3 separate regions of the Homo sapiens genome follow, and regions 1 and 3 are each linked to region 2. Evidence: chromatin contacts called from ENCODE Hi-C or POLR2A ChIA-PET data. All regions are on one chromosome and are shown on one strand. The core of a region is the stretch at or near the end of the contact, and the rest is flanking DNA. Distances in the headings are between cores, read along the strand shown.

What was found. A loop is a pair of places that touch in the nucleus more often than their neighbours do. ChIA-PET counts read pairs that join two places held with the same protein, here RNA polymerase II (POLR2A). Pooled maps may share reads with other maps.
Region 1: a pooled map shows a loop between it and region 2 (4-fold over the local background). The contact joins two enhancer-like sites. A Hi-C loop is called at or near these places in 3 of 50 pooled maps. POLR2A ChIA-PET finds 5 or more read pairs at or near these places in 2 of 52 experiments (HEK293 and K562).
Region 3: a pooled map shows a loop between it and region 2 (4-fold over the local background). The contact joins two enhancer-like sites. A Hi-C loop is called at or near these places in 1 of 37 single-sample maps with no recorded cell type and 2 of 50 pooled maps. POLR2A ChIA-PET finds 5 or more read pairs at or near these places in 3 of 52 experiments (B cell, activated naive CD4-positive, alpha-beta T cell and naive thymus-derived CD4-positive, alpha-beta T cell).

What each region holds. Positions count from the first base shown.
Region 1 is chr19:6,525,768-6,529,216 of GRCh38, forward strand. No RefSeq gene overlaps it. Among named protein-coding and RNA genes, the nearest start is that of TNFSF9, 3.5 kb to the right of the region's middle. RefSeq lists enhancers at 2,247-2,476, 2,907-3,166. Within about 2 kb of position 2,149, at least 2 of the 41 ENCODE cell types and tissues checked have a DNase peak (open chromatin) inside an H3K27ac peak, as active enhancers do.
Region 2 is chr19:6,086,453-6,089,622 of GRCh38, forward strand. The region is part of intron 1 of RFX2 (regulatory factor X2); the gene reads right to left. Among named protein-coding and RNA genes, the nearest start is that of RFX2, 22 kb to the right of the region's middle. RefSeq lists enhancers at 328-829, 751-820, 830-1,329. Within about 2 kb of position 1,564, at least 33 of the 41 ENCODE cell types and tissues checked have a DNase peak (open chromatin) inside an H3K27ac peak, as active enhancers do; they include B cell, where a contact is called at or near this core.
Region 3 is chr19:5,826,593-5,829,907 of GRCh38, forward strand. NRTN (neurturin) reads left to right here. Exons shown (of 3, transcript NM_004558.5): 3 at 1,157-1,732. The coding sequence ends at 1,581. Among named protein-coding and RNA genes, the nearest start is that of FUT6, 11 kb to the right of the region's middle. RefSeq lists silencers at 106-400, 1,199-1,268, 1,439-1,768, 2,469-2,518 and an enhancer at 1,143-1,831. Within about 2 kb of position 1,564, at least 30 of the 41 ENCODE cell types and tissues checked have a DNase peak (open chromatin) inside an H3K27ac peak, as active enhancers do; they include B cell, where a contact is called at or near this core.

The sequences.
Region 1 (3,449 bases), core at 899-3,398, 440 kb after region 2:
CTCTCTTTTTTTTTTTTTTTTTTTTTGCTTTTTTTTTGAGATGGAGTTTCACTCTTGTCGCCCAGGTTGGAGTGCAAAGGTGCGATCTTGGCTCACTGCAACCTCTGCCTCCCGGGTTCAAGCAATTCTCCTGCCTCAGCCTCCTGAGTAGCTGGGATTACAGGTATGTGCCACCATGCTGGCTAACTTTTTTTTGTATTTTTAGTAGAGGCGGGGTTTCACCATGTTGGCCAGGCTGGTCTTGAACTCCTAACCTCAGGTGATTCACTCACCTCCGCCTCCCAAAGTGCTGGGATGACAGGTGTGAGCCACCGCGCCCAGCCCGTTTTCCTTTCTGCTTTTTTTTTTTTTTTTTTTTTTTGGAAACGGAGTCTTGCTCTGTCGCCAGGCTGGAGTGCAGTGGGGTGATCTCGGCTTACTGCAATCTCCGCCTCCTGGGTTCCAGCGATTCTCCTGCTTCAGCCTCCCGAGTGGCTGGGACTACAGTGCGCACCACCACGCCCATGTAATTTTTTGTATTTTTAGTAGAGACGGGTTTCACCATGTTGGCCAGGATGGTCTCGATCTCTTGACCTTGTGATCCACCTGCCTTGGCCTCCCAAAGTGCTGGGATTACAGGTTTGAGCCACCGCCCCGGCCATTCCTTTCTCTTAAGGGAAAAAAAAAAAAAAAAAAAAAAGGCTGCACGCCGTGGCTCACACCTGTAATCCCAGTACTTTCGGAGGCCAGGGCAGGAGGACCCATTCAGCCCAGGAGTTAGAGACCAGCCAGGGCAACATGGAGAGACTCCGTCTCAATTAACATATAAAATAAAATATCCTGTGTGCATTCACTTAGGAAAAAATGCAATAAAATAAAATAAAAAATAAGAATGAAAAAGGACCTGGCGACTCAGCAGCCCACCGAGGTAGCTCACGCCTATAATCCCAGCACTTTGTGAGGTCGAGATGAGCGGATCACTTGAGCCAAGGAGGTGGACTGGGCAATATGGTGAAACCCCATCTCTTCAAATAATACTAAATTAGCTGAGCATTGTGGTGCGCACCTATAGTCCTAGCTACTGGGGAAGCTGAGGTGAGAGGATTGCTTGAGCCTGGCGGTTGAGGTTGCTGTAAGCTGTCATTACCCACTGCACTCCAGCCTCGGTGACAGTGTGAAATCCTGCCTCAAAAAAATAAAAATTACTTAGAAAGGGCCAGGTGAGGTGGCTCATACCTGTAGTCCCAGCACTTTGGGGAGTCTGAGGTGGGAGAGTCACTTAAGCCCAGGAGTTTGAGGTTGCAATGAACCACGATGACACCACTGCACTCCAGCCTGGGCAACAGAGTGAGATGCTGTCTATTTTTTTTTTTTTTGAGACGGAGTCTTGCTCTGTCACCCAGGCTGGAGTGCAGTGGTACAATCTTGGCTCACTGTGACCTCCACCTCCCAGATTCAAGTGATCCTCCCGCCTCAGCCTCCCAAGTAGCTGGAACTACAAGCTAGTGCCACCATGCCCAGCTAATTTTTGTAGTTTTTTTTTTTTTAGTAGAGACAGGGCTTCACCATGTTGCCCAGGCTGGTTTTGAACTCCTGAACTTAAGTGATCCACCCGCCTCAGCCTCCCAAAGTGCTGGGATTACAGACGTGAGCCACCATGCTGGGCTGAGAACCTATCTTAAAACAAAAAATTGCTTCTCTGATTCTCTCTTATGGAAAGTGGAGAGGAGTTGGTGTCCCTTCTGCAATTTTTTTTTTTTTTTGAGATAGAGTCTCACTTTGTCACCCAGGCTGGAGTGCAGTGGCACGATCTCGGCTCACTGCAACCTCCGCCTCCCGGGTTCAAGGATTCTCTTGCCTCAACCTCCCGAGTAACTGGGATTATAGGCATCTGCCATCACGCCTGGCTAATTTTAGTATTTTTAGTAGAGATGGGGTTCACCATGTTAGTCAGGCTGGTCTTGAACTCCTGACCTCAGGTGATCCACCTGCCTCAGCCTCCCAGAGTGCTGGGATTACAGGCGTGAGCCACTGCGCCCGGCCTTCTTCTGCAAATTTATCTATGGCAAACTTCTGTATTTTAGCCGCCATCCACCACATTATTCATAGTTGAGGGGATTCACCAACGAGTAGGTCTTAGGGGTGGTGGAAATCTAAGGAAACTCACCTTTCCGTTCTGCTGGCTTGTAATTTTTTTTTTTTGGTTTACGAACAATTGCTCAAGTGTGACTACAGTGAAGTTTCAGGAGACAGTGAAAACAGAGGCTGGTTCAGTTTGTCATCTTGACCCGGAAGGGATGGTGTAAAGGGAGACATGAGTGGTGAGAAAGTGTCTGGCAGTTGCGGTTCTGGGGAAAGAATGTTCCAGGCCGAGGAATAGCAGATGCGAAGGAAAAACGTGGGCACAAGTGGCATTCTCAAACTTGCGGGGCCGTCGGAATCTTCTGGAGGACACCCCCTCTGAGAGTTTCCGGAGGTTTAGGCGGGGTGCTAGAATTTGCATAGCTAATTGATAGTGGCCCTGTTGCTGGGTCGGGCCTCACACGTGGAGTACCCAAACCGTATATAGGAAGTGTTTAGCATTTGGTAATGCTCCTTCAACACTAGCCAGTAACATTACTGTTTTCTCTGCAATCCCCCAGGGAGGCCCAATACAGGATCAGACACAGTGCTGACCTGGAAGATACTTGTTCTGTTGAATGAGAAGTCTACCTTATGACTGGGCACGGTAACGCATGACTGGCATCACAGTGCTGAGAGGCCAAGACAGGAGCATTGCTTGAGTCCAGGAGTTTGAGACCAGCTGAGCAACATAGCAAGACCCTGTCTCTATAAAAAGTAAAAAATTAAAAAAAAAAATTGGTAGGCATGGTGGTATGTGCCTGTAGTTCCAGCTATTCAGGAGTCTAAGACAGGAGGATGGCTTGAACCCAGGATTGGAGGCTGCAGTGGGCTATGATCGTGCCACTGCACTCCAGCTTGGGCGACAGAGCAAGACCTTGTATCTGAAAGCAAAACAAAAGTCCCTTTATTTTATGGGCTGTTGACTTCTGCTAGCAGAGGGATGAAAGGCGTGGTCTACCCTCCCATCTCCCATGGGGCTGGGAGATGGGAAGGGAGTTGGCCATTGTGGACCCACACTGGTCTGGGCAGACCAGGACTTCAACACCAGCCAAGGGCTTTCCCCGGGTCACGTCCCTCTCCATCTGGGAGTGCTTCCTCTTTTGGGGCCAAGTTTTCACCGCTTCTTGGCCCATCCTCCCAGCCCCGGATTGGCCGCCTCCAGCAGGCCAGAGCAGATGGGAAATGTGTTTCCTCCAACTCGCTCAACACTGTCCCTTTCTTGCAAGGGGAATTTCTCCACCTGGACTCTCCGAGCTTCTGCTTGTAGGGTCCCGAGGGGCTCCTGCCGGGAACCATCCAGTGGGTGGGTGGGGGCAGGCCAGGGAAGGCCCAGGGGTCCCGGGGAA
Region 2 (3,170 bases), core at 314-2,813:
TAAGTATTTGTATCTCCAAACATGGCTAAGCATAGAAAAGGTACAGGAAAAATACAGCATTATAATCTTATGGGATCACTTGTATATGTGGTCTGCTGTTGACGGAAATGTTATGCATGGCATGACTGCATTATAAGCAAATAATTAAAGTTAAGTAATAACACACAAGAATCTAATCTTGCCGGAAAGGGCACTGTAAAAGTGAATTGCAAGAGAAGCTCACAGGAATTAGATGACTTCTGTGTCTCCCCTTTGACAGTAATGGATGCATCCACGCACACGGCTCATTCCTGTTTTCAGTGATGCGCTTCCTTACTATTATTTGCAAAGGGAATTTGTCTGTTCTGACCACACAACTCTACAGAGATACAAACATCACATGGGCACCTCTGCCTTTTCTGTTTACTACTAACGTAGATTGTCATGTAATTTTTGCCCTTCCATGCCTGTTCTTCTGAGGAGAAATTCCCAGTGTTGAGCAGATTTTGAAAGAGATCCAGACTGATGAAAGATTAAAAACCACTGGGCTACAGCAGTATGTCTTTTTTTTTTTAATCTTTTAAAACTTAAATTCACAAATTTGAGGACTCCAATTCAGACGAGCTTCGTTGTATAAACCAGGCAGATCTGTGGTCTTTAGAAGAAAGTGACAGAATCAGTTCACTTCCTGGGTGGGGACTGAGCACAGGCAGATGGTCGCAGCGGGTCAGAAGCCACAAGCTGCAGAGACAGACTCATGATAGACAGGGCGACAGGCATAACCTTCACAGGGGCGAAGCGAGACGCACACCCGTCTCCAGCAGGGAGCCACAGTCCACAGGTGGCTACTCCTCCCTCCCACTGCCCTGTATTTAGGAATTCAAACAGCCTGGGAAGGGACTGTGCTGATAATTGGCTCTGCTTTCAAAGAACACTTAGGAGATAATTAACCCACAGTCCACCAAGCCCAGGAATTGAGGATCGAGGATCAGAGGAAGCCCAGGAGGGAGATGCCTGCCAGAGGCGAGTAAAGGGACTTAGAGAGAAGTGCAGTTTTTTCTAGCATCCACCCATCCAACCCAAGGAAGCCCATCTGATTTACCACATCTAGCCAGTGACCTTGATCAGTTCCACAGCCAGGCATTAAGGCGAGTCCCCACTAACTTTCTCACCTCAGAGAAGCCCGATTCCAATTCTAGCCCCTCCCTGGACTCTGTCAGTAATTCCTAGCAATGCCTTCACTCTAAAAAATCCAGCTACAACAAAAGATTCAGATGCTGCAGAATTTATTTTGATTTGGAGGTTTCAGCTCCAAATCAAAGGGCTGATATCATGGAAATAGCTTTTTTGACAGCTAAACAGAAATTATTTTCCTTGATTAGCCATGGCACATTCGCCCTTCTTAGGTGGACAGCGTGTTTTGATACGAAGGTGATGGGTTACAGGTGCTGGGTTTCTCCACATGGGCAGTTTCTCCCCAGGAGTCTCACTCCTTACATCATCATCTAGAGCAGTAATTAATTTCAGAAACCACTCCTGGCTGCCATAAGCTGCACACCCACTTCCAGAACTGGCTTAACCCGCCAGGAAGCCACAGTCCTCAAGGGACAGTCACCCAGAGCTGCATGTTGGTGAGTCAGAGACGAGAACAAAGAGGAAGCAATGACCCCTGAACACAGAGCCCTTCCCAGCCCAGAGTGCTGCTCTAAGCCTAACCCAGGCTGGCCAGGGCCTGAAAGACAAAGAAGAATGCCACAGAGAAGGGCCAGGGCACTACAGCTTTTTTTTTTTTTTTTTTTTTTTTTGAGACGGAGTTTCACTTTTGTTGCCCAGGCTGGACAGCAGTGGCGTGATCTCGGCTCACTGCAACCTCCGCCTCCCGCGATTCTCCTGCCTCAGCCTCCTGAGTGGCTAGTATTACAGGCATGTGCCACCATGCCCCGCTAATTCTGTATTTTTAGTAGAGATGGGGTTTCTCCCTGTTGGTCAGACTGGTCTCGAACTCTCGACCTCAGGTGATCCACCCGCCTCAGCCTCCCAAAGTGCTGGGATTCCAGGCTTGAGTCACCATGCCAGCCCAGCATTTTTTTTTAAAGGCACAGTTCTCATAGGTATAAGAAGGCAACGAAATTCATCCTGCAAGATGGATGTAGCCAAAGACTCTTCTTTAATTACAACAAACTGGAGAAGATAACAAAGTAAATATTATTCCTCTCTCTCTTAGAGAAAGCAAAAATATGTTAAACACCATTGAAGAGCCTAAGGGGTTTTATAAACCTCAAAATCAGCATCACATTCATATACACATGAGTACTAGTCACATATAGCCAAGTAATGTGCGTTAGACCAGGGGGTGGCAAGCTTTTTTTGTAAAATGTGGAATAGTAAATATTTTAGGTTTTGCAGGTCAAGCGCTCGCTGTCAAGATGACTCAACCCCATCCATTGTAGGGTGAAATGACTGTGGCTGTGTGCCAATAAAACTTTATTTATGGTTCCAGTTTTAGTATATTTGCTGCTGAAGCAAGCACAATTTATGGACACTGAAATGTGAATTTCAGATAATTTTGTATGTCCTAAAATATTCTTCTTTTGATTTTTCCAACTACTTAAAAATGTAGGAAAAAAGCATTCTTAGTTCATGGGCTGTACAAAAACAGGCAGTGAGTTGGATTTAGCCCATGGGCTAGTTTGCCCACTCTGTATTAGACTCAGATGTTTGGACTCATGTCTTTAAAACAGAGCCTAAAATAACTCCAAATAAATAAAAGGGCAGGTATCAAATAGCCCATGTAATGACAAATAACCACGCTAGAAATCTGCGTCCAGCAGGTCAGGGACACTCTGGGGGTGAAGACCAACACTCCTGTCCTGTCTCCATCTCAGTGGCGGAGGATGTGGGGTTTTGGGCAGTCTCTGAAAAGGGAGTGTGCACGGGCAGGAGCTGGAGCAATGTCACAGGGAAGGGGGAGGCCAGCCCTCATGTCCTCTGGATTCTGACCCTGTGCTATGGTTGGAATGTTGTGTCCCCCCAAAACTCACATGTTGAAACCTAACCCCCAATATGACGGCATCTGGAGGTGGGGCCTTTGGGAGATGATTAGGTCATGAGCATGGCACCCACAGGAATGGGATTAGGGTCCTTGCAAAAGAGGCCCCAGAGACCTCCCCTGCCCCTTCCATCACGTGAGG
Region 3 (3,315 bases), core at 314-2,813, 260 kb before region 2:
GTGCACCAGCCCGGGGGGCAGGTGGGGACTAAAGATTTCCTCTCCCAACCACAAGCGTGACTGCCACCTGCTCTGGGGCTGGGAGTCCCCTGCCTGCAGGTCCGCCAGCAGCGCTGCCTGTCATTCCAGCGTCTGCAGTTCTCTCCCGGGGCTTCCGAGTTTGGGGGTGGAGCCACCGCTTGGGTAATAAATTTAGGCTGCCAGGCCCTGGGAATCGGTGACTTGGGCACCTCCTGGCGAGTGTGGGAGAAAGCGGCTGGACCTGGGCCAAACTTGGGTGAACGATGAAGGCAGGAAGAATGACCTTTAAGCCCGCCTCTGTCGCTCTCTCTCGGCCACCTGCTAATGATGTGACCTTGGGATGGTCCGTTTTGTCACCTGTCACATGGGGGTGGCCTTGACAGTAGCTGCTGCCACTCCATGGAGTGGGGTCCCCACACAGGCTTCGGATGCAGTAGGCTGCGGTACCTGCTGCTCCTCTGCATTCTGAGAAACCCAAACACCCCGATTCATTTCTTGGATAGGGAAACTGAGGCTCCACTGCACAGCGGGGCAGTGGGGATGGAGGGAGTCTGAAAAGCCCGGGGCCTCAGAGCAGACGTCGGGGCCTGAAGAGGGGGCTCTAGAGACCTATGACAACCTCACTAAAGAGGGATAGGGCATGGGAAGCAGCCCCCCAGTGCTGCCCAGAGAGGATGCACCAGTGTCCTGGGGCAGCCCAGCATAGGGGCGGGGTCCAGATAGATTTGCGATGGAGGACGAGGAGAATGGAGCAGCAATGGGGTGAGAGAGGGGCCCAGAGGAGGTGAGTTAGAGACCCCGGTCAGCTCAGCTCAAGGTGAGACGGGCTGGAAAGCGGCCCAGAAAGGATGGACCAGGTTCTGGGCAGCCAATATAGGCTCAGGGTTCAGAAAGGGGTTTTGGACCAGCGTAGGGGTGTGAGTGTGTACGTGCCCCCCAGTGCCGCCCAGAGAGGGTGCATGAGCAGCTCAGCAAGAGGGTGGGGAAATTTGGGACCTGGGAGTGAGACGAGAAGCCGTCTAGGCCTGGCGTCCCAGCAAGGGTCTTCGTTTGCAGGGGTACAGAGAGGGTAGGGGGCTCCCTCCCACCCCCTGCACCCACTGACCCCCCCTCCTTTCTCTTCCTCCCCTCGCAGACCGTGCACTCCTGCAGGGGGCCCCGGATGCGATGGAGCTGCGCGAGCTGACGCCCTGGGCTGGGCGGCCCCCAGGTCCGCGCCGTCGGGCGGGGCCCCGGCGGCGGCGCGCGCGTGCGCGGTTGGGGGCGCGGCCTTGCGGGCTGCGCGAGCTGGAGGTGCGCGTGAGCGAGCTGGGCCTGGGCTACGCGTCCGACGAGACGGTGCTGTTCCGCTACTGCGCAGGCGCCTGCGAGGCTGCCGCGCGCGTCTACGACCTCGGGCTGCGACGACTGCGCCAGCGGCGGCGCCTGCGGCGGGAGCGGGTGCGCGCGCAGCCCTGCTGCCGCCCGACGGCCTACGAGGACGAGGTGTCCTTCCTGGACGCGCACAGCCGCTACCACACGGTGCACGAGCTGTCGGCGCGCGAGTGCGCCTGCGTGTGACCCTACCTCACTCGGCCGGCGCGGCGGCCACTCCCCCCGCCTCGACGGCACCACTGGCCGGCCCCGCGAAAGACTGCGCGTGCGTAGAGCACGCCGGCGCGGCCCCGGGACTCTCGCGATAACTGTACTGAGATAAAGTGTGGCAACTCGAGCTGGCTGGTGATTCATCCTCGGCGAGGGGCTCGCGTGTGGGCCACGTCGCCGTCTCCACCGGGAAAGCGGGGACCAGTGGGGGGGGCCCAGCTGCAGGGTAGTGGGAGGATGCTGTTTGCTTTGGGGGAAGGGTAGATGCAAAGTGGGTCCAGTTTATGGCGGACAAAAAGGAAAATGGGGTGAATGGGGCTATGTTGGCAGGGACCGTCCTTCCTGCCTCCCTACGGGTCCCTCTGCCCGTCCCGAGCGTGTTCCGGTCCGCACCTCTTCGCTGTGTGGGCTTCTGGGGAGGGGAAAGGGAAGCTACGCTCGGATGAAGAGACCGAGGTCTAGGTGGACCCCGTTTCCCCAGCTTGTTCCCTTCCGCACCTCTCCGCGGTGCGGGCTTCTGGGATGAAGACACTGAAGTCTAGGTGGGCCCAGTTTCCCCAGATTGTCGCTGACTGCACCTCTCGCTTCTGGGATGAAGAGACTGAGGTCTAGGTGGACCCAGTTTCCCCAGCTTGTTCCTGACTGCACCTCTCTGCTGTGTGGACTTCTGGAGAGGGGGAAAGGGGGAGACACTGTGGGTGAGGAGCCTGAGATCCAGGTGGAATCAGTTCCCCAGCGTCTCCCTGTCCGCACTGATCCCGCTATGTGGGTTTCTAGGAAGGGGGAGCCACTCTGGGGGTGAGGAGAGTGAGGTCCAGGTGGACCTGGGCCTCCCTTATCCGACGGCCTCCTCGGGCCGGTCTTCGCCCACCAGGGTGAGCTGAAAGCCACTATCTCCTTCCACCAGCTACTAAAAATACCCGCACGCTGCCCACCTCCCGGCGGGGAGAGGCCTGGGGCGGGCGCCAGCCCCATCCAGCCCGAAGCCGGCGCCTGCTGGTGTAGAGCTGGGTCCCCAGAGACCTGGGTCCTCGGCCCATAAAAGCCCTGGCCGGGCCTCCACGGGGGGGATTTACGACGAGCCCCTGCGGAGTATGGAAAAAGCCCGGCTCGGTGTTTAGATTTCCCCACGGTGTCACCTTGATGCTTGGCAGGCCTCGGGTGTTGGGTTGCCAGAGCGCGGGAGGGGTCGGCGGGTCCCACGGTCGGTCTGAGGGGCGGGGAAGGGGCGGGCACTGCGAGCCCAGAGCAGGCACCGGCGAGGCGAGACTCCTCCCCTCCTGCCCCTCAGACTGGGGGTTCCCAAGGCTACAACCCTTCTCCTTAGCTGGGCCCCCTCCCCTCCTTCCCACACGTCTGCCCTTAGGACCACCCTCTAACCACAGTGTCCCTTCCCAGGCTCAGCCCGCATCCCCCCACCCCCCGCAAAGCTGGAGGGCGCAGATCGGAAACCGCCCCCAGGGAGAATCACCCAGCCATGAAGGAACATCCCTAGCCCCTGGCTCCCGGGGACCCACAGCTACAGCTGGAGACACTCAAGGCGGCTAATCAGCAGGACTTCCAGGGAGCCCTGAGAGCAGGGCTTGGCGGCCAGGCGGGTGATCTGCTTGGGAAGCAGTTTCAGGGCTGCCGCTGGCTGGGGTCCCCGCCTACCCCCGCAGTCTTCTGACTCTGAGGTTTAAGGTGGTGGATTCCTCCACCCTTTGGGCC